2 separate regions of the Mus musculus genome follow, and region 1 is linked to region 2. Evidence: chromatin loops called from intact Hi-C (ENCODE). Cell type or tissue: left cerebral cortex. All regions are shown on one strand. Links, peaks and the distances in the headings refer to the core of each region. The heading gives the core; the rest is flanking DNA.

Region 1 (15,338 bases), core at 3,761-11,760, 300 kb before region 2:
GGTATTCAGGTACCACCTCTCTGCAGAATTCCAGAACCACTCACTACAGAGCCTCCCAAGTGTCAGTTTGTGTTTATCAAGTTCCACAGAGTCTGGATTCATGGAATTAGTAGTGTGGCAGGCCAGAGGAGCCCCGAGACATCGTGCACCAGAGCTTCTGTCAAACGCATCAAGAATGGTCACGTTTCTCCGGTGAGAGGTGGGGAAATGCAGGCTGTAGGATGTGGGAGTGCAGTGGTTGTGAGATTTAATCCTGGTATGTAATGCCCAGTGTGGGCAGACTCATGGCTGCGGCTCTTGCTCTCTCCTGTTTAACATTCTGGTCAATGTTTTAGGACAAGAAAGGAAGCCAGGCTGCCTAATAACAGCAGCGCTAACTGGAAGACATACCAAGTATGAGAAATAAGAGATCTGCCATGCAGGACACCTTCAGCGGGGCAGCACAGCAGGAAGGGGTCACTGGAGAAACATTTCACTCCTGTTCTGGGGCTTCAAACTAGAACTGCTAGCAAGTGAGGTAGGAAAGGCCTGGCTATTTGGAAACAGCAGCAGTGGCAGCCTCCTAGAAAACAAAGCTAGGCTTTGACAGGGCAGTGAGCGTCCCAGGAGCCCAAGAGTGACGTGGCCACTAGCAAAATATGAATAACTAGACGGCGGTCCTGTGACCGTGCTGAGGGCTGGCCCTACTCCACTGTGTGCTTCTTGGCCTGTTCAGAGAGTTTGTGGTCAGTTCTGACTTTACCGTGGAATGGAAGCCTGGGATGATGACTGATGGCCCAGGGAGGCGAAAGGATCCAGGGTCACTTCTCCTGAGGAAGAAAGTATAAGGAGATGCTTGTAGCTACTGTTCCTGAAGTGCCACCATGAACAAAACTAAGAGTAACGTAGAAGTCAGTGTCAGATTCAGAAGCCAGCAGGAAGAGAGCTATAGGACAGATGACCTCGGTGGAGCCCTAGGGGAAGATGAAGGTCTTGTCAATCAAGTAGCATTGTGGGAGCCTCTGCAGGCACAGGTCTTGCCGCCCTTGGTGGCATTGATATTCTTGATTTCTTGCCTACTAAGTGTTTAGAGCTGTGTTCAGTACAATAGATGCTACATTGTACTTGATAAGGCAATCTGATAGAAACAGCAGCTAACAAGCTGGGGGCTCAGCAGTAACAACTGCTGTTAACTGTTTAATCCTCAGGATAACCCCATAGAGGAGGAGCCATTCTCATCCTTGCTTCAAAGAGTGGGAACCGAAACTCATGAGGTAGGAACCGAAGCTCACAAGGTTAAGTAGTTGATCTGGAGTCGCAGCACCACGGTTGGAAAGATGGGAACCCAGGAGTGTCTGACTTCAAAGTTCCTCTGGGCCCTAAAGAGAAGGAGGGACTCCGATGTGGGGCAGGTGGTTGGACCAAAGGCTTTCTATGCATCTTTCTCACCTGATGCTTGGTAGCAAAAGTGTACCTTCTGTTTGTCCTTGGTTCCTTCTGAGAGAGGTTTTGCGCTCCTGCCAGTCTGTGCCCTCTGGAAACCATCTGACTAAGAATTACTTCTCACCCTCAGCATATGTTGGGAACTCAGTCCCCAATGCTGGATCTGATGAGAGCTCCAGCCACAAGGGCACTACTCTCCTGAAGTGTTGGTGTCATTGTGGTGGGGTCACTATCACCATAGGGGCTTCTTGGGGAGGCCAGGAGACCCAGACCCATCCTTCATTCTGTAGAATCTCCGGCCAGCCTCTCTTCCTACTTTCCACTGCGGACTTTCGGCAGTGTGCTGGGCACGTGCACATGAGGTTGTGAGTCCACATGTGTGTTGGATGGTTGGTGTCCATAAGTCATCAGGGGTTGGAGGCTGGGGGATGATGTCAGGTGTCTTCCACTCTCTCACCAGCTCGGGAGCTCACTGATTTGATTAAATCATCTGGCGAACCAGCTCCTAGGATTATCCTGCTAGAACTAAGATGTTTACCACCTTGTCTAGCTTTTATTTTATTTTCATATGTATGGGAGTTTTGGACACCGCATGTCTACAGGAGTCGCTGGAAGCCAGAACAGGACATTGGATCCCCTGGAAACAGAGGTATGGACATGCTACCATATAGGTGCTGGGAATCCAACCCTGGTCCTCAGGAATACCAACTAGTGCTCTTAACTGCTGTCATCTCCCTAGACCCCCATGCTTAGCTCTTAATGTAGGTTCTGGGATTCAAACTTTGGTCCTCACACTTGTTGGGTTTTTTGTTTGTTTGTTTGTTTTGTTTTGTTTTGTTTTGTTTTTCTGGTTTTTTGAGACAGGGTTTCTCTGTATAGCGCTAGCTGTCCTGGAACTTTGTAGACCAGGCTGGCCTTGAACTCAGAAATCCGCCTGTCTCTGCCTCCCAAGTGCTGGGAGGTCCTCACATTTGCACAGCAAGCATTTTACCAACTGAGCCACCTCCCCAGCCCTTCGGTGGTGTTCTAAACCTCTTTCTAATATTCCTGGTCAGACACAGATGGGAACCCTCACAGGCAGGTGAGTGAAAGAGACAAATGCAGGACCGGGGATGGAGAGGTGGTCTGTGCCTATTACTGTCTCTGCCCTCGGGACACCACCAAGTCAAGACATTTGCAGATGAAGATGCCAACAGCCATTTCCCAGGCAGCCATGAAGTCTCGGATGATGCATACCAAGGTGTCTGGCACAGAGCAGGTGGGTGGTTAATGTAAGTGGCAGCTATTATTATTACTCGAAGATGTCACTAGACCACATTTGATGCCTGAAACCCAATTTTTCAGTTTAAAAAACATGCCTTGGGGAAAAAGGAACAGGCTCCTTCGAGTCATTCAGGGAATCTCTTTCAGAGCCATCATTCACAACCTCTCCATTAAACAAAGAAGAAGAAGAGGAAGAAATGTAAAACAATGTGCTTTATAAAAACAGCCGAACTGCTTGATCGAAAGAAATATCCCCGTGTAAACACGAATCCGTGGAAGAGGTTTGTCTGCAAGGGTGGCTTGTCGGTACTTCTTAAAGAGAAAGAGCGGGAGGTGGGTTGGTGAGATGGCTCTGTGGCTGGCTCTGTGGCTGGCTCTGTGGCTGGCTCTGTGGCTGGCTCTGTGGCTTGGCTCCAAGCCTGATGACCTGAGTTCAATTCCTCAGGATCTGTAAAGAGGAAGAAGAGAACTGATGCCTGCAAGTTGTCCTCTGACTTCCACACGTGTGCCGTAGCACACACTATGCATGTGTGTGCATGCTCACACATGTACATAACTTAAAAAGTGTTTAGAAAGAGTGAAAGGAGTCCTTGAGGCTGTTTGGGAGAGAGAGTAGAGACAGGCATGGACAATGGGATGGAAGGGAAGTGTGTGAGAAATTTAGACCCGGGTTGTAGAAGGATACGTCTGTTAGGGAAGAGCCGGGCATTCCTAACTCTCCAAGGTGGCAGAGGATTCCCAGCCTAATAGAGCCAAACAGTAGACAGTGGGGTGGTTACCGTCCTGGGTCAGAATCTTGCTCATAGGGAAGGATGCTGTGCTCCCTGGTAGGTCATGGACCACAGAGTTCACAAGTCCCCACAAAGCCAGTGAGGGCTATCTCGGAATGGCCAAGCTGGGATTTGGAGACACATTGCTATTTGTAGGAGAGCATGAGGATGAAAGGATGATGGAGAAAGCAGGGCGTGGGAAGGCCACGAGACTTTAGCATCGCAGCCCCTGCTAACCCTGACTCCCCCTGGATCAGGAGAGGTACCCGGGGGCTCTGTTGGCTTTCTCATAAGGAGAGGACTACATCAAGTGTCTCACAGTCCTGGAACTTGGCCAGTGCTTTTTATTCCCATTAGTAATAAGAACAACGGCTGCTCCAGCCATGGCCACCTCCCCTGCTTCTACCCTGACTCTTGCCATGAACTGAGCATAATGGCTGGTGTGCCTGCCTCTGCCCTTTCCTGGGCCTAATGGATCTTTATTCAGCTGCCAGAGTAGCCTGGTCCAGTGGCTCAGACCGTGGCAGTGTGCTGTGGCTCTCCATTCCGCCAGTGCAGCCAATGTCCTCCCAGCACCGGGGCCCTGGATGATCACTCTGGTTTTGATCTTGGCTCATACTGCTCTTTCCCTCATTCACTCATTTCCCTCAGCCACCCTGGCCCCTGACTGTCCTCAAGCCTACCGTTCTCCCTCCTGCTCCTTGTCCTGGGCCCTTTCCTCTCATGGGACACTGTCTTTCTGTCTTAGCTCCCTTAAGCCTCTGCTAAGGAGTCACTGTAGTGAGCACTTCCCAGACTCCCTGTTTTGCATCTTAGCCTGACCTCACCTGTCTCAGTTCTCTTTCCTGATGTATTGACCTCCAATGGGTTTTCCCTCACATCGGAACCCTGAAATGCAGTTCTTCCTAAATACTGTCTCTTTTCTCAACCAGAACAGCAACTCAACAGGGACAATGGCTGGAGTTGCTTTCTTCAGTTCCTTACCTTCCTGGCAAACATGGAGGAGAGTCTCCTAAGTAGAATATAGCTAAGTGGAATGGCTAGTAGCTGAAAGCAGCCCAGCTCCACCTATACAAGAGCAGGGATTCCTGGCTAGTGATTGAGGCAGGCAGGGACTCAGAACTAGGAAAAACACCAAGGTTCCAGTTACCCACAGTGGAACTCAAGATCAGGGCAGAAACTGGGAGCCAGAATGCCCAGACAAGCAAAGTGAGGCATGAGGTCAGAGTCTGGCCTGGAGCCAAGCTGGTGGGCAGGGAGATGGGTCTCCTCCTGTCAGTGAGACATCTTCTAGAATGTCTGGGGTGACTATTACCTCTAGACTATTTTTTTGGCTGGAAGATGGGGGTGCTTGGATGAGCTGTGCTCTTGTACAAAACCTTCAGCCGAGAGGGGAGGAATTATAGCCGCCTAGAAAGTGGCTATGCGGGCAGGCGCCCTGGCTGATTTGGCCTCAGGGTCTCTGGAGCTGTCCAAGGTACTGCCGTCCTCAATTCAGCCTGGGCTCTATCTTCCAGGTTTCCTCCGGGTTTCCTGCCCAGCTCCAAATATGCAGACTCCATTTAGATGACCCATTACAAACTGTGTGGAGGAACGGGATCTAGAGCTACTGAGAGCACCGTGGCCTCCATGTCCTCCTTTTGGAAGGGCTTTCCAATATCAGGGGTGCATAAGAGTCCTTTGTGGCTGTGCATTCTGCTTCCCCTGTATTAGCTGTATATTATCGATCAGTGTATTCTTCTGTAAAACGGGAATGATAGACCCACTGTACTAAGCGTATACGGCTGTTTTGAGGATACATCAGATATGTCAGGTAGCAAGCAGTTAGTGAAGGTTAAATTCCCACCCTTGTTACAAGGTCGTGCTTTTGGTCCACAATGCTTGGATGGGCTGTTTTATAATGTAATGTAATGTATCCTTGTACTAGTCAGGCTTTGGGATGTTGTAGGTTAGTGCTCACAAGTGCCATGATTCACAGGGAGGCACAGAGGGGTTACTCAGGTTCATCTTGTCCAGGACTACTTTGCCTGGGGTTATCCAGTGTGTTTATACCACCTGGGAGACAGAATGAGCCAAGTCCAGGCTGTGCTTCTTGGGACTGAAGACAGGGTTCCCACCCAGGGGAGAATTTTAAGGCGGGGCCCTCTGGGACTGGGGACACCGGGAGGTCAAACGCCTGGAGGAGGCGGTAGTACTCATAGGTCTCCTATCCCAGCCCTGACCTGGGCTTGGCAAAGGACTCCAGACTGGATCAAGGGTCCCAGGTTCCCTGGTAGCTGGCACAGGAGAGCGCAGGCTGCTGGTGCCCCTAGGACACCTTTGTAGAACGTTCGTTTCCTCGACTCGCCCGCCCAGACCTGGGAGAAGCAGTACCCAACCACCTTGCAGGTGCTACAGGAAGCGCAAGGCGAGGCGCCCGCGTCCCCCGCGCATAGCAGCTTCGATTCCCCCGAACGTGGGGCTCTGGAGCTCAGTCCCCGGCGGCGGGGTCAGCCGGCCGCAGCAGCCGGCGCGGCGCAGCGCCCGGGGCGCGAGTGTGCGTGTGCCGGGAGCACGGCCCTCCCCGCGGCAGCCGCAGCGCCGGCGCCTCCCCCTCCCCCGGCGCGCACGGCCCGTCCCTGTCCCCGGAGGCGGCCCGAGCCGCCGCTCAGCAGCCTTGCCTTCGCCTCCCGAGCCTCCTGCCGCCCTCCCTCCCCTGGCCGGGCTCCAGGGTCCGACGTCCCGCGGCTCCGAGCAGGAAAGAGCTGCGATCGCGCACGGAGGCGGGAGGAGGCGGCCGGGTGCGGGGCGGCCGCGCTGGAGAGAGGCGCGCGGAGACTCGGCCCCCTCGGCGCTCGCTCGCTCGCTCGCTCGTTGGCTCCCCGCCTCCCGCACTCCGCTGGCTCCCACCCCTTCCCGGCGTGATTGATCCGTCACGGGCGCCGCCGCCGCCGCCGCGGCCGTTCTGAGCGAGCAGAAGCCGGAGCCGAGCCGGGGCCCGTGCCGGCGCCATTGCGCGGGAGCCGCGGGCAGAGCTCGGCGCCGGGCGGCGGGCCGGGCCAGGCCATGCGGGCCGAGTGAGCTGGCGCCCGCAGCCCGCGGCGCGGCATGGCTTCCCCGCCGAGCTCCGGGCAGCCCCGGCCGCCGCCGCCACCGCCGCCGCCCGCGCGCCTGCTGCTGCCCCTGCTGCTGTCGTTGCTGCTGTCGTTGGCTCCCGGGGCCTGGGGCTGGGCGCGGGGCGCCCCCCGGCCGCCGCCCAGCAGCCCGCCGCTCTCCATCATGGGCCTCATGCCGCTCACCAAGGAGGTGGCCAAGGGCAGCATCGGGCGCGGCGTGCTCCCCGCCGTGGAGCTAGCCATCGAGCAGATCCGCAACGAGTCACTCCTGCGCCCCTACTTCCTGGACCTGCGACTCTACGACACCGAGGTAAGTGTCCAGTGACCCATGCCGTCGAGGCTGGGGGCGTCGAGGAGGGACAGAGCCGTGATTGTCTCCTCCTCGCTGGCTGACCGCGTACTGGGTCCATCAGGGTCTCACTGGGCTTGGCTGGAGCAGGTGGGACCCTGATCTGTGAGCACCTTCCACCTCTGTGTGGGTGTGGAATGGGGGTCTCCTTTGACCAGAGGAGGAGTTAGAGATGTGAGAGGTTGGACTCCCAGAGGCCTGCGCCGGTTGCCCCTGTCCGGTGCTGCTCCTAGGGTTGTCAGGTGCCAAGTAAGAGGAACACGCACACTGATTACAAACTGGGCCAGCCACAGCTGGACAGGCTATGGGGCCTATTCCCAGACCCTAAAAATTCCAAGCCGCCCTTTTAGGGCTAGAGGGCTCCAGGACCCTCGGGGGCCAAGCTTCGGGCAGGACCGATCCTGTGGTGCACTTCTGCAGCTCAGGGCTCGCGCGCGCCACGGTCAGCCTCGGAGCCCGGAGGGTTCTGCAGCGCTGCTGCCTGGATCTGTCCAGCGCTGGCAGTAGCTGGAGCAGTTTTGGGAGACTCCCCTTCCCCCTCTCCCCGCCTTGGGTTAGTTGCTCATAGAGTGGCTTGACAGGTCTAGCCCGGGACGTGTGGTGGTGTCCGATCGCGCTTCCACTTTTGTTCAGCAGCTGCTAACACCGCTGAGCAGGTGCACACTTGAGGCGTTCGTGTCGTGGGAGCCTAGACTTGGAGTGTGGCAGAGGGTTCCCCTCTGGCCTTCTTTTCTGAGCAGAGCTGGAGAACCAAGACCTTTCCATCCCAAACCCCGATCTCACGCCCTCATGTCTAGGTTTCCAAGGAGCCTCAGCTCAGACCCTGACTGCCCACTCTGAGGCTAGGACGAAGAGAGGGCCTGGAAGAGCGATCAGGAATAAGGACGGGTTTGCGAGTTTTTCCGGACCCAGGGAGCCCCTACTCTCCGGTCCGCAGCCTCGAGAGATAAGATTCGGCCTGAAGGGGGCAGTGATTTCCTTTACTGAGAGCTCTGTTGGCGCCTCTTGCATCTCTCCCAGCAAAGCCAGGGCGAGCTCTGGACCCTTGCTTCCCGGGCTCCCCCAGCGCACCTTTGCTGGAGCTCCCGGGCAGACTCCTCAAGAAAGGAGCATCCCCCTGGTGGTGTAACCTGGGCTTGGCTTCTTCCCCTGCCTGACCCCTTTTTTATACCCCCTCCCGGAAAAGAGCATAATGTAGATTGTATCTCATTCCCCGCCTCCCCCGCTTCACCAGTGAAGCAGCCTGCTGTTCTGCTCTGTAAATAAAAGGTGAAGGAATTGGTGGCAGTTGGTAACGGTGAGCTCAGGTTGCTGCAGGCAGAGAGGCTCCTCTGCCTCGGGAAGAGGCACACTGGGTGGCTGTACAGGGCTAACCGTGTGTGAAATCACTTTCGATTGACGTTCCTGACGACCTCCTTTTTTCTCCCTCCCCCCTCAGTGTTTCAAGTTCTTTAGGGGTACCTGTCTGGCACAAGCACATTGAGATGGGTATGCATTTATGCAGAGGCATATATCCTTGGCACACTTTCATGTGGCTTCCACCCATATTCTGGAAGGGACAGGGACAGGGACAGGCCGGTTCTTAGAAGACAAAAGCAATTGTAGACAGGGCTGCCCTGTATACATCTTCACTATGTCTTGTAAAACCTTTTCGAATGCTTCCTGAGAAGTTTCTCATTAGTCCATTTGTGGTAGCAGAGGGATGGGCGCTTGGTTGCAGGGTGTGGGCCAACGCTTTTACATTTTTTTTCTCAAGTGTGTCTTGGTGGCTTTCTGAGTGAGAGGACCCAAAGTCAAGAGGATGAGGCAGTCAGAGGAGCTTTGGTTGGTGGGAATATTTCAGGCACAGCACTGGGTTTCCCTCTAATGTCAACTGTACCTGATCTGGGGCTTAGGGTTGAACACTGCAGAAATAGGTTATCCCTCTGACCTCCTGACCCCGCCCACCCATGACCTTGAATTGGACACTTAATCTCTAATGCCTCTAAATGCAGGTGTTCAGATCTCAAGAGCAGAGTGGTTAGCCATCCTCTGTCGGATGGCGTCCAGGGGCTTACAGAGAGATGCCAGCAGGCTCCACTGCCAGCACTCTGTCTGGCACGCTGTAAGCACTCAATAAATAACTGCCTCCCTTCCTGCACTTCCATTTGGTGTGGATTCACCAGTGAGACACTATGGCTTTAGGTGGGATAAGTCAGTCACTGCTAAAATATTAAGAATGCTTCTTTCTCCTGCTTGGCCTTACAGTCTTTAAGAGAGTCAGGGAGGTTACTACCAGAAAAGAGAATTCTGGCTGACAGTCAATATATCACCTCGTGCATGAAGTATCACATTTGGGAGAGTGCCCAGGAACTATAATTACTCCCCCTCACCCCCCCCCCCCCACTAACCTGTCTTTAAAGTTTTCTCTGAGCTGGACTGAAGGGAAAATCAGTCTGGGAACTGGCAGCAGATGCAGGGCAATCTGAAAGGCATTTGCCACTTCTGAGTGAGTGAGTAGCCCCTGTTAGCGCAAGGCTGTGTTTGTGGACTCAGAGAGCTGCCTCCTCACCGTCTGCTGCTCCTGTCAGAAGACTTGAATGCAGGGTTGGTGTGATGGGCTAATCTTGCCTGGCTTTGTTGACATTGGCTGTCAGTCATAGCCTCATTGGCCAGTAACTAAAGGAAGGCAGGATGGACCTTGGTCCACACCGCCTGTAAAAAGGGTGAAAGATACAGCAAGGCATAGTTTATCTGCTCTCCCAGGCCAGCCTACCTCCTCATGTATTTATGTTGGTTGAGCCTCTTCTGTGATGAGACAGGCAGTAGAACTTCCTGGTTTCCTTTTTGCAATACTGGGGATCCAACCCAGAAGCCAAAGGTTTGGCCAATTATATCCCCAGATCTCTTCCTACATCTTTATTTTGAGATAGTCTCCATAAGCTGCCCAAGATGGTATTGAATTCACTCTGCAGCTCAGGCAGGCCTTGAGCCTGTACCAGCGTCTCTAGTAACAGGTATTCCAAGCTCAGCCCAGAACGTTCAAGGCCTCTGTCTGCCGATGGGGCATCACAACAGATCACGGGGTGGTCGGACTTCGGTTTCTTTGGTGGAGCATTGCATCACTTCAGCAAACACTTGTGTATGGATTCCAAGAGGACTTGTGTAATAAAAACACAAGCAAGGCACTGAAAGTGTAGACAAGAGGAAGAGCCAGAAGCTATGTGGAGGCTTTGAAGCTCCCACCATAAGAAAAAGCTGGGAGCAGCCTTTGGAGTGTCAGATTCTCTGCCCTGTGTTTGAAAGCAATCCAGATACCCAGGTGAACTTGGTGGACCATACTACCTACGAGTTCTTTGATGGCCACATTAGTAAAAGAAAATAATAATCAAGTAATATACTAAAAATCATGGCTGTGGGTCTGATCTGACTAGTGCTCATTTTAGAGAAATTGATAGATGTAGAAAAGCATACAGAAAATAATCGCCCATAATCTACCTTTGCAAAAGTAATTGATTGCATCAAATAATTAGGATTATTTCTTTCAGTTTAATATTTTCTTTTCTCCAGTTACCATTATATCATGGAATTTCCCCCACGTCTTTAAATCTATCTTGTTAATATGATTTTTGGCAGCTGTGTACTACTCTATTCCATGCACATATAAATAATTAATCATTTTCTTGCTGTTGGATTGCAGTTTTCTGACTTTTTCTACTATTTAAAACACACACACACACACACACACACACACACACACACACACACACACACACAATATTGTAATAGAAGAAAGAAAGGTTCAGGAAACCAAAGGCACATAACCCAAGCATGCACAATCTAGCTTTCAGGAGGATCACTCTGATGACGCAGGGATCCAGCTTAGAAATCCCAGCAGAAGCAAATGATTGATGATCATGGCTTTCTCTTGGGCAGCTTTGCCAGCTCCCTGCTCATCTATGTGCTGCGCTTTGTTTTATGTGTGTAACTGTGCACATGAAGAAATCGGAGGGCAACTTAAGAGAGTCATTTCACTCCTACCGTGTGCATCCTGGAGTCTGCGTTCCTGTCACTAGGCTTTATGACACGTGTCCCTTCCTTCCGCTATCTCACTGGTCCCTGCATTATGTTTTACAAGGGATTCAAATAGCTGCGAGCTGTGTCTGTGTTCCTCAGGAGGCTGAGCTCAGCTCTGCAGGTGTGTGCCAAGCACCTGCCGGAGATGCTGCACTGCAGGAAGGTGAGAACCACAGGTCTAGCCTGAGAGAAGTGACCGGCAAATGGAGGGCAGAGCAAGATAACCTTCATCATCTTCAGCTCAGGATAGGACATGAAAGTGGGGATGGCTATGCATTCTAGAAAAGAACTTCCTAAATAGTAAATATTATAGTATTCTATCAATGCGGCTGTTAATTAAAAAACAATAAAGAGAGATCTGATGGCACAGGCTATAACCCCAGCTATTCAGGATACTGAATTCATAAGTTCAAGGCATGCCTGGGTTACAGAGTGCATTTCAGACCAGCCTGGACAACTTAGTAAGATCTCAACTCAAAAATAAATGTTTACCCAGCATGTGCTAGGCTCTGGTTCCATTCCTCCTGCTGTGGGCAAACAGAAGCTGGACTGAGCTGATTTTAGTTAGGCTCACATTGAGTGGCTGTATCTCACTGACCAACCTTTAGGAACTCTGCCAGACTAAGGACTCTTGTAGAAACCCAAACCAATGGTTCATATCACTAAGCAAAACCTGGAGTGTGCTATGTTCAGGTATGTCTGTATCCAGAGCATAGGTACATCTTTAAAAGTGCCTTCCTCTCTGGATCTTGGCTCTGATCCCTTGCTAGTTCACAGTGAGGCATGCTGTCCTGAGTGATGGCAGATGGCCCCACACAACTGTGGCTTTGCACACTTGCAGAAAATCCAGCATGAATAATTCTGCCTTCCAAATGCTCCAGCAGAGGTGCTAGGATCATACTGGTATGAATTGAGTCATGACTTCACCCCCTACCCAATCATATGATACTGATATGCCAGGCCTGTGCCACATACCAGCCTGTCATGATTTCAAAAACCAAGAGATAGAGATAGATAGATAGATAGATAGATAGATAGATAGATAGATAGATAGATAGATAGATAGACAGATGCAAGGGAGGGAGGGATAAAGAGGGGGGAGGTCTCCTGTACCCAATCTTAGGAATACAGAGTGGAGAAGAAGTTGTACCTATTAGGAAACAAGAGACTGATAGGAGGGCGTGAATGTCATGAAGCATTGATGATGGTCTCCACAAAGGCAGGCTCATGGGAAACACCAGACTGACGGTAGTCTTGACAGTCTCGAAAGCAGAGAGAAAATGATCATGTCTGTACTTCCTTCCAGGGGAGAGTTTGGGTGGGGTGACTATAATACAGACATAGAGAGCTGAAGCCTAGGGGAAGTGAAGATGGGGCCCAGGGAAGAGTCTCACGATTAAAGAATGAAGGTATCCAGGTGTGAGATGTGGTACCTGCAGACAGCCTCGTGGGAAGAAAGGCAGCCTGGGACTGGGCGTGGCTGCCTTGAAGAAGGTTGGGCGTGAGAGCTAGGCTTTAGTGATCTAGTAGGAAAGTAGAGAGTGGCTTTGGGCAGGGTGAGATTGCGGGCCTGGAAACTGTTGTATCATAAACTCAAGAGAAAGGCTGGGGTCTCAAGGGATGGAGAGGCAGAGGCAGAGGCAGAGGCAGAGGCAGAGGCAGAGGCAGAGGCAGAGGCAGAGGCAGAGGCAGAGGCAGAGGCAGAGGCAGAGGCAGAGGCAGAGGCAGAGGCAGAGGCAGAGGCAGAGGCAGAGGCAGAGGCAGAGGCAGAGGCAGAGGCAGAGGGTCGGTGACCACCCTCTGCCCTTGCACCTCCAACTCTCACCTGATACCTGTTGAATGAGGTTAGGCTCAGGGTCAGGAGACTGTGGTCTGGATGCTACTTACCTGCTTGGAGACCTGGCAACAGTTGCATAAGGAAGCAGTGAGAGGGCAGCAGCCAAACCCAGGTCCAGGATGTAGCAAATGCTAGTATTTGGTTGTTAATATGCTGCCACTATTATTTTTATACCTTGTGAGTTCTATTATGCTGACCATATAGAGCTGCTAGGAGAAAGACCTAAGATACATATGGAAGCTTCAAACACGATGTAAACATGAAGCACTGTTTTCTGATACCATAGCTGAGAAGGGTGTTAGGCACTGAGGATACAGACTTTGAGGACTTCACTGAGCTCCTGTTCTCCCTCCCTGTGACAGGCATCCCTCACTAGGCTGTAGCTGCCTGCAGGCAGGGCAAGCCTGATTTTTGGGAGTTGGGGTGGGGCCTGGCAGAGCTGGGCGTATGGTGGGCCTGAGTGAATGGTTGCTGAGCTGAACTCTAACTGGATGTGTTGGTATCTTCTGGAACGATTTGCCTGGACCACTGCCCTGGGCCTTTATTTTCTCATGTCAAGCTGTAAGTGACTTTAGGAATCAAGATGACCTTTGCTGCCAAGCTGCTGCTGTCTCCTGCAATTCCCACCAGCACCAATTCCTGAGCTCCCATGCCCCAGATGGGGCAACGCCTTCACCATACTCATCCCCGGCCAATTCCTCAGTCTGGACAGGCACCCACAGACACACCTTGGTCCCCAAATTCCCTTAGAAAGGAGATGAGAGGAATTAGAAATTCTGTTTAGTGCACATTCCAATGTCGAACTAGAGTTTTATGGGATGACGTTGTCCTTTTTAAAAGGGGCTTCTTCGTGCATGTGGCCCTCCCTCTTAACAAGCACAGAGGAGACATTGTTCCACACACAGAGACCTGAGATCCCAGCAAGGAACTTAGAAGCTGGAAGTGCAAGATGAGCAATGAGAGCGGTGGTGCTGAACCAGTGGGTACTCACCAAGTCATAACTTCTGTTGGAATAGACATGGCAGTAACCAATGGAGTCCTGGAATCTCCGTAGCATACTCAACTCAAAGTCTTGTGTGTGTCAGAGGGCCTTCTTGTTGACTCTCATCCAAGAAGCAACCTAAGGGATATAGGCTGTTTCCAGGCTGTGTCGCATACTCTGGAATCTCCTATGTGAATCGGGTTTTAGTTGCCTTGGCTTGCAAGCAACATGTATGAGCTCTAGTCCTTTATCATTGACCGGAAATAGTTACTGCCCTCAGATTAAATGTAAAGGAATCTGAAGTATAGAGGAGCACGTAGCTTTCATGGGCATTTGCCACTTGGGGTCCTTCAGAAAGATGGTGCCAGGGGGAATCTATAGGTGTTGGAGATCTCAAGTTATCCCCGAGAGTGATGGAGAATGTTTTTTGGGGATGAGGGCACAATAGAGAAGGTACAGATGGTGAACCTGGCCAACGTACATGATGTGCTTGAACTGAGATGGCTTTAGAAACCTACCACTCTGTACAATGAACATATACTAATTTTCTTAAAGGGCTAGATAAGGAAGTGCACACACCATGGCACTGTCCTCACACGTAGGAAAGAGGAGACAGGGAAAGACAATTGAGGGGGTGGAGCTACAGAGTCAAGGGCCACTTTTCGAAGCCTCAAGCAGACCAGTGGGGAGCTTTGTCCTCTTCGGATTGGGGCTCCACGCTGGGCCTGAAGAGTAGCTCTAGAATCTTGAGTGTTGATGTTGGGTTTTGGAAAGGAGTTAAGGAACTCACCTAACTGGCTGTCACAGCAAGGCGAATTCCTGCCCTGGAGCCTTGATACCACACCTACTTGCTGAGGCAAACTTGCTCCCAGGATCTGGGTGAGGACCTGCAATACAGTCCTCAGTGAGAAGCCTGCTGTGCAACAGGGCTAAGCCAGTCACACACGGTGTGAGCCACCCACAAGCCAGACGAGGCTCCGGTGGAACACCTTCCTGACTTGGCCATTCCCAGCTCAACTGAGAGCAAAGCCTGACTTCTCACCTCATTGTGTTTTGGTTCTAGGAAGGTGAGAGCTCGAACAGGCAAAGCTGCCCAAGAAGCAGATGCCTTGCATCTGCTGCTCTGTTTTCTTCAGCTCTGTGGTTATATAACAACAGGCTAGGCTGGGAGGCTGCTGAAATGCCTTCCTCTCGGTACCTGGCTGTCTAGGGATGCACAGATGTACCAGCAGGAGGACACAATAGGAGGAGTCCTAGAGAGTGTTGGTGGGCTAGGACCCTCGGTGTACCATCGGTGGTTCGCCTTGGTGGCAAGTCCTCTACTAGCTGCTGCCTGCAGCTGGGACAGAGCCTCTTTGCCATCTTAGCACTAAAGGCTCCACATTGTCCCCAGTACCATCTCAGGCCCAGGGCTATGGAACAGGAGCTCCAAAAATATTCGTGAAACAAACAAATGGGTCTTCGAGCCTGATTCCAGCTCACTGGTTCTGTGAGGACTGAGTGCCATCCTAACAAGTTGGTGAGGAGCTTTGTGTGCCAAGCATTGGGGAAAGCTTCCTGAATG
Region 2 (15,338 bases), core at 4,037-12,036:
TGGTTACCCTGCGATCCCCACTTCCACCCAGCGTGGCAGCAGCCACCGCAGAGATTTTTGGAACAGTCTTTGCAGCAGCGCACTTTTGGGGCTCCCACTGCGATGCCTCATGAAACGACAACAGGAAAAGCAAACGCCTGCATTGTTCTCGTCCGTGTTACCATGGGGCGCGTGCGTCTCTCGGCCTTGTCATCTTTTGTCTTCTCATGTTCTTACCTGAATGCTCAGAACAACCCTCTAGCAGGTGATGCCAACATTTCTCCAAAGACAAGCGAACATGCGGTGGTCCTGGCTCGGCAGCTCCGGTTCAGCACACCGGCCCGCCAGCACACAGGAATTGCAGGCTGCTTTTAGTCACACACAAACCATCAACTTGAAGCAGAGCAGGGCCCAGGAGAAGGGACCCACTAGACTCAACAAGGCAGCACCCCTCCGTTCTCCTTGGTGAGCAGAGATGCCCAGAGTCCCAGGGAGGAGCATGAAGTGCAGGAAGGGGCTCAGGTGGCAGCTGTGTGACCTTGGCTAAATTCCTCTGGCTGTGGGTTCACTGCTTTCCTGTTCTGAGTAGGACAGAGGCTAATGGAATACCCAGGATGAGTGGCAAAGCCACAAACTGAGACTCGTAAGATGCAGTGTACACACGATGGGAGTAGAGTGGCCAGGCTGTGTCCCGGTCCCCTGGCACAGTGTCCTGACTGATAGCCTTTTCACACCCCAGTTCTGTCGCTTCTCTGTTCACGCTACACTGGGCTGGAACTTGACAGCCAGAGCCGTCTGTGAGTAGCCACTGAGTGGGAAGGTGGTGAGACTGTGTGGCAGGGCCCTGGCTGAGCTGTGTACCCCCATTGCCTCAAGGTCAAAGGCTGGGCAGGAGAGAGACTGGCCTTGCCAACTGTGAGGCTAGAAAGCCAGGACATACTACTAGGGACCCAGATGTCACCTAAAGTCAGAGGCAATTGTCCCCTCAGAGACCTTGTGACCTAAGAGGGTTAGCAGAAGCAGGAGGTGACTATGGAAAAGAGGAGTGGTGTGAATACTCTTGACCCAGGGAGGTGGTGTGAATACTCTTGGCCCAGGGAGTGCCACTATTAAAAGGTGTGGCCCTGTTGGAGTGGGTGTGGCCTTGTTGGAGGAAATGTGTCACTGTGGGGGTAAGCAGTAAGACACTCCTCCTAGCCACGTGGGAAACAGTCTTCTCCTAGCAGCCTTCAGATCTAGAGGTAGAACTCTCAGCTCCTCCAGTGCCATGCCTGCCTGGATGCTGCTATGCTCCCACCTTGATGATAATGGACTGAACCTCTGAACCTGTAAGCCAGCCCCAATTAAATGTTGTCCTTTATAAGTGTTGTCTTAATCATGGTGCCTCTTCACAGCAATGAAACCCCTAAGACAGGGACTACCCTTGGCTGGCTTAGGATGGGTTCCCATTCTCCCCTGTGTCATAAGCATGGAGAATAAAGTATTTCACAGTGCAATGCCAGAGGTTACAGAGGCCACTCTGGCTGCAGGTACATGGACAATGCCATGCAGACAGCACCGTCCTGGGACAATTGGGACTTTCTCCTGACATACCACACCGCTGGGCACCCCATGTTACGGCAACGATTTGGGGGAATCTAGTGTCCCTGGTGCTAGTACCAGCTCTGTCCTTTGCCGTGCGTCTGTGACCTGGAGCTTGTCACTCAGCCTCTCTGAGCCTCACAGTGTCCCCTAGCATGGGGGTTGTACTGGAGCCAGGACCAGGATGCTGGACTAATGAAGCGAGCTAGTCATGGAACAAACTTGGTACAGAATCTTTCCAACAGCGAAGTAGTCAGTCAGTGCGAGGACTGGCAGGAGGGAGGGCAAGAAGTGGGGGGACAAGAGAGAGCATGATGAGGCAGCTCCTAAAGCAGAGACAGGCGGGCATTCACCTCTGCAGGGAAGAAGGGCCTGGGGCCTGCATGCATGCCACAGCACCCAGAGGATGGAGGAAGAGCTCCACCCTGGGTGAGCTGAGCCAGAGGATGAGGGTGGATAGAACAACGGGGACTGTCAGAGAGGCAGACATAGCATTCAGACCTTTCCTTCTGTTTGGAATCCATTGGTATGGATGGAGGAGCAGGGAGGTGAAGGATAGTGAGAACCAACACGTGCTAGAGGCCTCAGGAGCCCAGGCCAAGGAGGAGTTGCCAGGACCAGACCTCCACCCAGCCTTGTGTGTCGGCAGCCCCATGTAGTTGGTTGGTGAGGGTCTAGGTAGGTAAGGAGGAACAGAAAGACTAGGGAGACACAAGAGTCCAGGTCTCACTTAGTGGACAGTGACTATGGCCACTCTTGGACTAGCAAATCCAGGAGCAGTGGCAGGCTGAAGGGAGATGGCAGTAAGCTCACACTGGCAAGTGCTGGGCTAGCGGGGTGCCCATAGGCTGGGGTGGAATGGGATGTCAGTGGAGTGGAGATCCCTGAGAGGGGCCGAGAAGGGGGAAGGGCAAGGTGAGCAGAGACTGAAGGTGGTAATCAAAAGCTCCCTGCACTGGACCTCTTGGAGTTGCCCAGGGGCCACTAGGAATGGTTCATAGCCTGGAGGACATCAGGGCTAGTGCTCATAGAACTGGGTGTGGAGTGTCAGGAGGCAAAAATCGCACTGGCTCTGCCCCTGGAGCTCAGAGAGGGAAGAGGAGGTCAGAGAAACCGGAAAGGAGGAATTTTAGGCCCGTACTGGCTTTGCCTGTGAGTGGGCCAGTGCCGTGATGAGGTCACATTCTGTCAGTGCTGAGGACAAGACAAATGATGGCGGCTTGTCTCTCCACCTGGGCTTTAATGGTGTCCGTCACCTCAGCTCGTGCTGTGCTGTGTCAGGGTCTGAGGAACCCATATTTCTCCTCACCTCTGCTGTCTGTCTCTGTCTCACAGAAGGCAAGTGCTTCTGAGAGTAGACTCCCACCCTGAGGATCCCTGAATGCCCCATGCTGCTGACCATGCTGCTGACCGGGAGGCCAGACTGCAGCAGTGGGGCAGGTGTCTGCTGCCTGCTGGGAGCTGCCATCTTGGAACCCCCCCAATGTTGTCATTTATAGGGCTTTGGAGGAAAGGGACTTGCTCTCCCCAGGTCGTCAGGGACACTCTCCATTCAGTACTGTCACTTTCTGGGTGACCATGTGGATAATTACATTTTCCATGTCAGCAGAGACCCCCTAGAAAGGTTTGCCTGCAACCCCAAGGCCAAGGCCTAGGAATCCCAAGTCTACTAGATGTCTACCCTTCTCCCTGTTGGCTCCTGGGCCAGTTTCTGCTCACAGTCCCAGCATCCCTAACATCCCTTGGCACTCCTTGGATATAGGTAGAATTTCTTGAACGCATGTCCACAGAAGGTGGTGTTCCTGAAGGGACTTCCCTCTGGCTTCCTGAGCAAGGCACTGTCCCCATCACTCTGTACCTCAGGTTCCTGCCTGTTTCCTGTCTGTACTTCTAGCTCTGCTCTCCCCAGACTCTGCCACTTTGCTTAGAAAACTTAGAGGTAACAGCTTCTGAGAACCGGGGAGACTGCTCAGTTGGCAAAGGACCTGCTTTGTAATCGTGAGAACATGAATACAATCCCTAGAACCCATGTTTAAAAAAAAAAAAAAAAGCAGAGCATGTCATGCCTGTAGTCCCAGGGCTGGAGAAACAGAAACAAGCAGAGCCCTGGAGTTTGTCAAGTTCCAAGCCAAATGTGAGACCCTTTGTCAGACACCTAGCTTGAGAGCTCCTGAGGAGCAAGGACTAATATTTCCCTCAGTCTCCACATCTCCACGTACATATGCAGACATGTGCGTGCACACACACACACACACACACACACACACACGCGCACACATATGCACACATGCATACACGTGCACACATGTACACATGCACACGCGCACACACATACACATGTGCACACACAAATACATACGTGTGTGCACACACACACACAGGCATGAATGCACATACAGAGATGCAAAGGCTCCTCTGGGCATCCTCTTGACTCTGAGACATGAATAGAGACATCAGTTCCTATGAAGGCTGCACTTGAGAGGCAAGCAACACACATGGCTGCTGCCCTAAACCAAAGCTGCCCCATGCCTCAGCCCAAGGCCCCTTCGGTCCCATGCCACACCCCCTGCTTACCCATGCCTTGCTGCTTGCTGGACACAGCCCGGTGGTGTATCCTCTGCCTTTGCCTAGGCTGGACATAGGACGTAGGCCAGAGACATCCATCCAGCACACAGGACCAAGGCCAGAAGATTGTGCCAGTACTTGCCTTGAGTCCTTATCTGGGTCTCAGTTTCTCTGATAGGAAAAGAACTAAATTTGCAGAAGCTTATTGGTGTTTGCAGACTGAGTTGGAGGGGGTGTCAGTCATGAGATGACAGGACATCGTGATATTTAGTGCCTAGAGCACAGGGTGCTCTGCAAAGCACAGACATCCCCTCACTGTAAAGTGCTGCACTCCATACCCACAAAGGAAAAGTGACCAGAAGTACCCTCAAGAGCCCCTGGGGCTAACAGCACACTTCCCTGTCCGATCTGCGATTCTGGGGGGAAAGAAATGTGTACTCAAAACATTCAACAACGAATTCTTACCTGAAGTGATAGCTCTGGCCTTGCTGTGTCCAAGATGTGGGGCTGCTGGGATAAACAGCCCAGCCCCCCGAGGCTTCTGGAAGGTTTCTCCTGGCTCCAGAACTCTGAAACCCTCTGAAGTCAAAGATAATAATGGCTGACACCTCAGGAGGTTTCTCAGCTTCTGCAGGCAGTAAACGATTAGCTACCTCCCTTCATCCCTCTCTTCATCGCCTTGCTAGCCCTGGGAGCCTTCAGGTGAGAAAGTCGCAGCTCAGAGGGACTTCGAACTCTGTTCAAAGTCACCTAGCTGCCGAGAGATAGGCTCCATGCTCTCTCTCTACTGAAGGGGTCCTCCATCTTTCCCCCAAAAGGCAGCATTGATTCACCTGACCCCAAGGGGAAAAAGGTATCTCACAGACACCGAAATACATTCCCCAAAATGTATGTGTCCACCACCAACACACACACACACACTCATAGCATGAAGAAAACTTATCAATTTTCCAATGTGTTTTTTTTTATTGACTTTGGCATTTAGGATATGAGGCAAGAATGGAAACCAAAGGAAATTCTTCAAGGCAGCTGCAGACAGCTGGATGGAAGGGTCCTGGGGGCAAGCCACCCGCTGGAGCAACAAGATGGAGTGCCCAGGGGGACTAATGGTGCATGGCACATATCAGGCTCCCTCCCCTCACCATCTCCTTTCTCCCAAATCCTAACCCAGGCCTCCCCACCTAGCCCCTCTACCAGGACACACAGAAGTCTTGAGTGGCAAGTCCATTCCAGTGTCAGAGCTACATCACAGCTCCTCTGTGCCTAGTCTTTATTCTCCCTGTCACAGGTGTGCAGGTGACAAAGGGAGGCCTCGTTTGTTATTGTTGTCTCTAAGATTTTATTGTTTCATTACACGTATGTGCATCAATGTGCTGCAAGTTTCTTTCCTCCCATACTCACAGATCAGACAGGGAACTGTACTGTCAGCCCCAGGGGCTCTTGAGGGTACTTCTGGTGCAAGTGCCAGCAGAGGCCAGAAGAGGGCGCCCAATTCCTGTAAACTAGAATCTTGGACGGTTGAGAGCTGCCATGTGGGTGCTAGGAATCGAACTCCGGTCCTCCTCCTCCAGAGCCATGTCAGGTCATCCCTCTCCCTCATCCCTGGTGTTGGGACCTTCTCTGGGAGTGCTCGCTACCTCTGCTACTCATAGCAATGATGTGTGACTTGTCCAACATTAGTGTATTGACTAGGACTCATGTCTCAAGGATGCTGGCATCAGAGTGGTCTTGGACATCCAGCGTCTTAGTGTCTAGTGTCTAGACATAGCAGGCACCTGGGAAATACAGAAAGGACTTTGAAGGAATAAATAGTGGACAAGGATAACTGTCCTCCAGTGACCTGGCTCACATTCACTACACATAAACTGACCAGCAAGGGGGAGGGAGGCGCTGGGAGAGAGCAAGCATGAGGGCATGAATTTCTTCTCCAGCACCCAGGTAAGAAGCCAGGCCTGGGCATCATATGCCGGTAATCTCAGAGCTGGAGAGGTGGGGACAGACGGATTCCTGAGGCTCTCTGGCCAACCCGCTTAGCCTAATTGACAAGTCCCAGATGCCGGTGAAAAACGAAAGACCCTGTCTCAGGAAAACAAAGTGGATGGGTCCCAAGGAATAACACCTACACACACACACACACACACACACACACACACACACACACACACACCAATAAGGGGCTCACTTTGTAGCTGTGGTGCTGAAGCCTAGCAAAGGGCTTACGCAACTTCTCCCAGTAAGACTGTACCAAGATTGAGTCTTTGTCTTTTCAGGCCTGCGTTGGTAGACCCAGGTCCCCACCTGCTGCCCATATTTGCTGCCTAACCATGCAGGCTGTGTCCAGAGGCCACTGACCTACATTGTCAGGAGCTGCATCCTGCAGAGGGATCCTGGCCAGCTGCTCTCCTTCCCATGCACAGATGCAGTAGGCTTTCCCGGGCAGCTTGTGCAAACCTCCCGCTGAGCAGTGCTGGACCAGGAGCCAACATGTCTACCCTCTGGCCATCCCAAGCAGGTGTCCACCTCTCTGCTGGGCACAGGGCCCTATCAGGCAGGCAAGCATTTCCTTGGCTTGCGTTCAGCCTGCAGCATCAAAAGCTCAGCCTTCGCAGAGTCCCAGGGCTTCTCAGGGGCTCGAATAAACCCTCAGCAGTGAAGCTATTCCCGCTATTCCCTTCTGGAGCGCAAACCGACTCCTACCTACTGTCTCCTTAGAATTCAGGGTGATGCTTAGGAGAAGCAGGCAGTGTGGGGTTTGGGTTGGAAGGGCAAGCGGTGAGGATGGGAGAAATGCCAGACAGGTCTGGGTTTAATCTCACCCCTCTGACTTAATAGTGGCGAGCAGGCTAGTTACTTAGATGAGTTAACCGTTCCGTGCCTCTGCATCTTCATTTGTAAAGTGAGCATAAGGTCTCAGTGCATTCTGACATTGGCGACAGCGGCGTTCATACCCTAGCAACCAGCAGGAGGTGAGGCTCATGCTTGCCTTATCCTCGCTGTGGTTATCCATTGCTTATCCCTTGCCTACCCATTACCATTACATGGGAGGAGGCTCATGCATCGCCCTGGGAGGCCACCTCTCATGGGAGCCTCCTGGCCCTGGGTGGGAGACCTGTGAGAACAGAACCCTCTTCTGCCCTGCTTAGAGTGACGTCCCTATGCCCTCAGAAGGACCTGGGAAATGAGGATGATTTGTAGTAGTCATGGATGGATGGTTGGATGGATGGATGAATGAATGAATGGATGGACAAAAGGTGAGAAAAGAAAAGAAGAAACTAAGGAGAATCGAGCAGACCGCAAGTCTTTACAACCCGTCATCCAGAGCAAGAACAGCTCTGTTGAGCCAGAGGAAATACAGTCCTGGGAACATAGGGAGACCTGAAGCCAGGCACCGGCTGTGTGGACAGCCCACCGCAAGGGAGCCCAGGGTAGTGTCCCCTCGCCGCCTCCCCCAGCACCCCTTCATAGCTGCCCTGGAAGCTGAGGATTGGGTCTATCGCAATGCTTGGATACCTGGCCTTAGTGGCCTCTGTCAGGGACAGTAAGTGGGTCCTTTTCTTAGTCAATGACAGCTTCGCCTTTGCAGCTTCACTGGACAGGTGAGTCTGTTCCCAGCAGCGGGTATGGAAGGGTCACCCACAGCATGCCGCACAGTGCTTTGGTGACCTCTAGTGGCGCTTTGATGTATGACAGTGATAACTGAAAAGCACTTAGGTGGCGCCTCTTCCACAGGCGTGACTTCACAGTCTACTGTGAACCCAAGTCCCATAAAGGATCTGGGTGACTCTACAGTGACTTACTTAGCTCGCACTGAGACTCAGTACCAGTGTCCCTTTACTATAGTCAAAGACTTCCCATCATCCCCCAGCCCAACCTGGGCCGCTGTGACCCGTAGCATGGAGTTGGGGCCACAAGTGAGAGATGTAAAAAGCCAAGTTGGAAGAGTTATTACCAAGTAAGCACCTGTAATGTGGGGAGGTCAGGAAAAATCAGGCCCCTGGCCCTGTCTCTGCCACCCTGCCCTGCGGCGGTCCAGGCTGGGGTCAGGCTGGGAGGGAACAGATGGCTGGATGTGAGAGCTGGGATTTAAAGAAAGCATGGGAAAGGATACAGATGTGAAAGAGGCTGGGGCGAAAGACGGCTGGGCTGGAATGCAGACAGTAGAGGCAGAGCACAGCAGACCCATGAGCATCTGATGGGACAAGGACCACATGACTTCGCAGAGGAAGGCAGATATTTGGAGAGTCAAAGGCATGTAGAGCAGGGGACAGCAGTCCACTCCACACACTGAGAGTGTCAGGCTCAACCCTGGATCCGGGGACACTCGCAGCTGCACCAGGGTCAGGTGGAAGAAAGTGCAGGTAGTGTCCTTCATGGACTGCCCCTCGAGACTCAGAGAGACAGCTCAGAGTTATTCTGGGCAGCCCAAGAGGAAAGATGAAATCCGCAAGATAAGTAAAGTCCAGGGAGAAGGTTTGGTTCAGTAAAAATGAACATGCAGCCGTCTCCCCAAGTGTCAAAGGGAGGGCTTCCTGTCACAGTATGTAGAGCCAGGCAGGCACTGCCAGCCTGCACCAATCATGTTCTCCATACACTGAACAGTGGCATGCGACAGGACACCCACCCCCTCCGCAGCTGAACCCACCTCACATGGCTACCTCTATCTCTAGAACAACAGACACAATCATTAATACATCTGCAGCTCACATGACCGTGGGGGGAGGGGGGGGCTCTGCTCCTGCATTCTGATGTCTGTGAGGTTGTCGGACACGGAATCTGACACCAAGTCACGGCTGACCTTGGGACCAAGTCCATTCTGTCTCCTTAATTAAACTCTGGGAGGATGTCAGGAAACCCCATTAACCACGATGAGTGCATCCCAGCCAGTTAGGGTGTCGTGAAGGGTCATCTCCGGCATTCTGGAGGTCACCTCAGGAACCTCCTGTCCCTTCTAACACTGTCCGTATTCACATATGAACTCAAGGAAGCTAAGCTAATGTCTTTCTGTGGCTTGGCACAGCTAAAGGGGCATAGAGCCCGAGAGCACGCAGCTGAACAATGGGAAGATTAGAAGGCCTGAGCCCACAGACCCCAACAGACTCAGCCTCTCTGGCTTCCATACTGGAACACCATCTTTTCTCACCCATGGGAACCCAGGAAGTGCCTGCCTCCACGGCCAGGCCTAGAGACCAGCCAGAGGCAGGAGGGTTTCGAGGCTCTTCTGTCTGGAGCCTGCCTTCCGTGGGCCCCATCAAAGGGCCCCCTCTGCCAACGATTGACCCTGGGTATGACCACCCCTTGCTGTCAGGCACCCCCAGAAGAGCACAGCATCCTGAACACTTTTCTTTGACGACATGCTTGCTCTCAGAGATTCCACTGGCCTGGCAAACATGATTTGCTAAGAAACCATCCATTTTAATTAGCAAATGTGTTGTCGGTATCTATCTGTGAATGGATTCTGACACTGTATTGCGAGACCAGGCAAGTAAGTAAATATGGTGACTCTGTTGGAAATCAGAGATCTCCGGTGCAAAAAGAGGCGAAATTAGGGAATGGGAGAGGCAGGCAAGATCTCTGAGGTATGGCTTCATCTGTAAAATAGACGAACAGATACAGAGCAGATGATAGAGGGGAGGGATAAATAGGTATTAGGTGACCAATGATAGAGAGACAGCTAACAAGTATACACAGATGATAGATTGATGGCTAATAAAGGGTTCATAGATGATAGATGAATGATACATAGATGATAGATGAATAATTGATAAGAGGTAAACAGACAAATAATTGATAGATGCTTAGATAATAAAGATAGATGATAAATAGATGCTAGCTAGGTGACAAATGGATAATAAATATTTAAGAGATAAAGACTGATAGATGGTAGGTATACATACATACATACATACATACATACATACATACATACATAGGGCTAAAACCAATGATACCCTAGGACAGTGAGTCCACAAACTTTTCAAATGTTCATTTCCAAGCACCATTATCCATTGAAAAGAAAAATAACCAAATTCCAATGCTGGGCCAAGAAAAATGCCAGGGGAGCTGAGACCATTCTGTGCCAAGAAGCAAGTGTTCAAAAAATAAAATGACAGGAACATGTGGGAGAAAACGTCAGGGGCAACAGGAAGGCATTTTCCACTGGCCAAGTCTGTGAAACTTGAGTCAAAATGCATAATGACAGCAATGGGTTGTAGGACACTGGGTTTAGAAGAACCCATGAGACCATAAATAACAGGGAAGCAAGAATGTGCTGTTTTGCAGCAGAATAGGATGTGTCCAAATAGGGTGACAGTTAACAAATCCTGGGTTTGCAGTTCCCAGAGTCACTAGGCCTGAGCTAATGTTTGCAGGAAACAGCGTCCTGGCAGGGCCTCACAGTGGACCCCAAGGATGACTCCCTAGTCACAGAGGGGAAATGGCACCTTTCAAGTGGTCTGACCACCACAGCCATGTGAGCCCAGTGAGCATCACCAGTCATTGGACAAAGCGCTGTCTTATGTCCTGAGGTATAGCACAGGGGACCTGAGGACATCTTAGGCAGGATTCCTGCCCAGCATGCATAACCCTGAAGTCAGCTGTGCCAACGGTCAGCCAATCCACACGGGACACTCTGCACGTTAACTGCGCTGAATTCCTCAGGAATGCTGAGAGAAAGACCAAAGTGGGTTAGGATGCTGTTTGAGACTAAAGCAAGCCAGAAAGACAAAAAAATTAAAAAATAAATAAAAGAGCAGAGCATGGTTCTGAGGTGAGTCCTGCTTTTGGAAAAAAAAAACAAAAAAAAAACAAAAAAAAAAACAAAAAAAAACCACAAAGTGCCTTACAGGACACTTCACAGTTATGTGAAGATGTGTGATAGAAAAGAGATAGTGTCACTGTTCCAGTTGGTAAGGGGTAGGGAATTAGGTGTCTGTAGTTTGTCTTCAAGTGGTTGGAAGAGATTAGTGTCCAGGATCACTTGATTTAGTCCCTTGCATATCCTTGGAAAGAATATTAGCAAACCTCACAGATCTCTGACCTACCTTCGGATTGGCTGCCTGGAGTCAGGTACCCGCCTCTTGTTCAATCATCTTTGGCCCAGACTGTGTCATGTGATATAGAACATGGCTGCCACCCCAGCTTCCTCAATGATTTTCTTCCTAGAAGGGCTTGTGGTGGCCCCTATGTATGTCTGGGCCAACATATTCTGTAACTCCAACTGCCAAAGCTCACTCCAAAGACTCCTCAAGACCTCCCTGCCCAACTTACAACCGTTGTCTCTCTTGCTCCTTCAAGAAGCCTCATAGGCCCCTTCTATAGGGTGACTTATTACTGGAATTGTCTTACTATAATACTTTTATTAATTATTTGAGAATTTCTTGCAATGTATTTTGATCATATTCCATACATAGACATACTTCACCCTAACTCCTCCCAGATCTACCACTAACCTCCTACTCTCCCCTACTTTTGTACCCCTCCCCATTTTAATAACCAAAAAATGCAGTTTGTGCTGCCTATACATTCCTAGATGATAGGAGTCAGCCACTAGAGCACAGCCCACCTACCAGGGACCACACCCTTAAAGAGAACCAACTCTCCCTCTCCAGAAGCCATCAGTGGTCCCTAGCAACTCAGTGAAAACACTGAACACTTCAGGAATTTCCCAGGCTAATCTCATCTGTTTCGTTCCAGTTCTAATCTCTGTGCTGCTGATGCCAACAATTATTAAAAATCAGAGCCGGGGGCTGACAAGATGGCTCAGTGGTTAAGAGCACCGACTACTCTTCCAAAGGTCCCGAGTTCAAATCCCAGCAACCACGGTGGCTCACAACCATCCGTAATGAAATCGGATGCCCTCTTCTGGAGTGTCTGAAGACAGTTACAGTGTACTTACATACAATAAATAAATAAATCTTTAAAAAAAAAAAAAAGAATCAGAGCCTGGACCCTAACAGCCCCATGAGCCGGATCTGGCCATTTATTCTTAATAAGACAATTAAACAAACACTAATTAAAAAAAAAAAAGTAGAAGCCAAGCAGCAGTAGCTTGTAAGCCTTTAGTCCCGGCACCTGGGAGGCAGAGGCAGGCGGATTTCTGAGTTTGAAGCCAGCACGTTCTACAGAGCAAGTTCCAGGACAGCCAGAGCTACACAGAGAAACCCTGTCTCAAAAAAAAAAAAAAAACAAAGTAGAAGAGAAACATTATTCAACTTGGGCACACTGGGAGAGGGACACAGAGATTCAGTGAGTCCCTCCCAAGCCATCCTTGGGTCCTCACATGAAGTTTTGGTTTAGAGGGCCAGAGGAAGGCATAGCAAAGCACTTTTGATCAAGGTGTGGTCCAGACCATCCTCAGCCCATCATGGTGTGGGCTCCAGTCTCTTCTGCAAGGTGATCTGACAAGCTGTCGGTACCATGAGTGATCTCTTTCTAGGAGACAAGCTCTGCAGCTGGCTGGTGTCAGACTTCAGTGAGATTCCTGGGGGAAATTCCAATTCTTTGGGGTGCTTTGTGACCAAGAGGAAGGAGGAGCATGCACATCTTCAAAATAATCTATATTTCTATCAGAAGGGTTTAAGGTCTTATCAGATCCTTGGGGCACAGTACTAATGCACTCTTTCCCACAGCCCCTCTATTCCAAGTTGGACCACCATGAAGAAGCCACAGGACCCAGGGTGGAGGCTTGAGTTACAGCCATCAAGCATATAACACAGTTGGTGCTAAGCTGTCACCTTTGTCCCACCATGGGATTGCAAAGGTCTCCTGATGTATCACTGGTTGTGGAGTATGTGAGAAAAGGAGGCCTTTGGCTTGGAACTCTGCTGCTGGAAGGTGGCCAATCTATCCCTGGGGTTTTTGTTTTCTCTCTATGCAGCCGGACCCAGCAGGACGGGACATCTCCATCCGCCCACTGCTGGAACACTGCGAAAACACCCACATGACCATCTGGCTCGGCATTGTCTACGCCTACAAGGGGCTCCTCATGGTAGGTACCAAGCAGGAGGCAGAGTTGGGGGGTGCTTCTTTGCCAGGCCTGTCTCTCCTAGGGGCCTTCACAACATGAAAAGAAGCAAAGCAAATAAACAGAGCATGCCCCATGTGACTAAGCCTTTAGTCTGTGTTGGGCTTGGTCTCAGGCCCCACCACAGCCCAAGGAGATGAGCATAAATGATATCCCAGTTCCCCTCCTGATGCATGGCTGTGTTTCTTCTGCAGGCTCTAAGGGAGAGCCCTTCCCAGACCCCTCCAGTGAAGGTGTCTCCAGGCAGTCCTTGTCTCAAAAATTGTCTAAGTCCTTTCTTCTCTCCAAATCCTTGGAATTGGGTTTGGGGACCAATTAGATGATCTGACAAAATTCCATTCACAGATCCCTAATTATATCTCCAAAGACTCTCTACCCCAGCCCCAACCCCATGCCCCACTACCAGCATGGCCACATTCACCCCTTCCGGAGATCTGGATGTGAATATACCCAGGACAGCCACTACAGATTGCAGATAGGTTGTGTTGCCGGAAATTTCTTCCTTGTCTCAACCCAGTGCTCAGGAGTCCTCAATCCACTCCTTGAAGGTCAAAGAACATAGGACTCTGCTTCCTCTTGACACTCCAGAGATCTGCGGTTATCCCCAGGTCCTCAGACATGCCCGCACTGCATGCCTCTCCTGCTGATTTGGTACATCCCAGTCAGAGATAGAGTCTCAGGCTCCCATCTAGCCCTGTCACTCACCACCATAAGCCCCAGGCAGGTCCCTGCATCTGGTCCATTCTCTATATCCTCCCCTGAGAGGTGACACAGCCTCTGGGGACTCAAGGAGCATGCGTGAAGGCTCCCAACAGACAATGGCTACCTTCCTGTGTGTCAGCTTCCACGGCTGCTATTTCCTAGTAAAGGGATTTTTAAAAGAGTCTGTCGGGCTGGAGAGATGGCTCAGAGGCTAAGAGTATGAAGGTCATGAGTTCAAATCCCAGCAACCACATGGTGGCTTACAACCATTTGTAATGAGATCTGATGTCCTCTTCTGGTGTGTCTGAAGACAGTTACAGTGTACTTATCATATGTATATATATATATATATATATATATATATATATATATATATATATACACACACACACATATGAATCCGTCAGCAGGGTGTTGAAACATAAACCTGCAAGGGTAACTGAGGTACCACCTGTGAGGAACTCCCTGTGCCCCAGCAACCTGGACTCAGCTACCCATCTTCCATAAACCAATTAGAACAGCCAAATCAATATGAAAAGCAGAAAAGGGGACGCTTCAATGTGGCCACATTGGGAAGAGGGGCAAAGAAATCCAGTGACGCCCCCCCCTACGTCCATCTCTGATATTTCAGACATTACACACGCTCAAAGAGTCCTGGTCAAGGTATGGTCCTGCCCACCCTCAGCCTGTCATTGCCTCTCCTGTGAGCTGTTCGATAAGTTATAGATCTCTATTCAATATCTATATTCCTCTTTGGCTGGCCCGGGGACTTCTCTCCTTTCCACATGAGATTCCTAGAGGAGTTCCTCGTCAATAGTCTGACAGTCAAAGTGATGCTCCCCAGCATCTCTTTAGAATACCTCCTCCCTTGCCTGGATGGTTAAACCAGCACCCAGGAGACTGAGGCAGTAGGACAGAGAGTTCAAGACCAGCCTGGGCTATGGAACAAAAGCCAGTCTCAAAATAAATAAGTAAATCAATAAATCAGGCTATAAAGGACACACTTGAGAGAAAAGGATGGAGATAGGAAGAGGAAACCAGCATCGCGCATGAGGTACCATCTATCAGAGAAGTTCACTCTGGGACTCTGACATCTGTCCCCCCACGCAACCTCATCCGAACAGAGCAAGTATTACCCCATCTCCAGACACTGCAAATGAGGCCTGAGAAGTGAAGAGACCTGTTTGGAGTCTCATGGTCAGTGACTCATAGAGATCCTTCCATATCCTCTGGCTTAGCTAGCCTGCTTCTGCCCCATGTTACCAAAATTAAGTCACCCTTAGAAAGCAGGTCACCAGGACAATGGCAGGCATTAGTTACTGGGTGAAACAAACTGAAGAGGTATTAATGAGAAGGCCCCAAGACCCTACACCTGTAGGAAGCTCAAATCTCCTTTCTGCCTCCCTCACTACCTCCCAGGGGTACAGATGTGGACTATCCCTGTAGCCAAGCCTCCCTCAGAGCACTGTGAGAGATAAGGTCTCCCTTA

What was found. Hi-C counts contacts between places; a loop is a spot of excess contacts. Peaks named below come from ENCODE experiments on the same cell type or tissue, not always from the same donor. Only the 100,000 strongest peaks of a DNase experiment are listed, where the experiment ranks them.
Region 1: it touches region 2 in a loop (2.7-fold over the local background); 4 of 42 quality-filtered maps call a loop at or near these places.

Annotation. Positions count from the first base shown.
Region 1 is chr4:46,982,630-46,997,967 of GRCm38, reverse strand. It overlaps Gabbr2 (gamma-aminobutyric acid (GABA) B receptor, 2), which reads left to right and starts at 6,254. Exons shown (of 19, transcript NM_001081141.2): 1 at 6,254-6,860. The coding sequence starts at 6,543. In left cerebral cortex, for the core only: a CTCF peak has its summit at 7,865 (motif pointing right); DNase peaks (open chromatin) are centred at 7,487, 7,871, 8,830, 9,451 and 1 more place; H3K4me3 peaks cover 4,303 bases; H3K27ac peaks cover 3,622 bases.
Region 2 is chr4:46,682,045-46,697,382 of GRCm38, reverse strand. Gabbr2 (gamma-aminobutyric acid (GABA) B receptor, 2) reads left to right here. Exons shown (of 19, transcript NM_001081141.2): 14 at 13,001-13,111. Among named protein-coding and RNA genes, the nearest start is that of Tbc1d2, 40 kb to the right of the region's middle. In left cerebral cortex, for the core only: CTCF peaks have their summits at 5,573 (motif pointing right) and 7,791 (motif pointing left); DNase peaks (open chromatin) are centred at 6,647, 7,054 and 7,792; H3K27ac peaks cover 880 bases.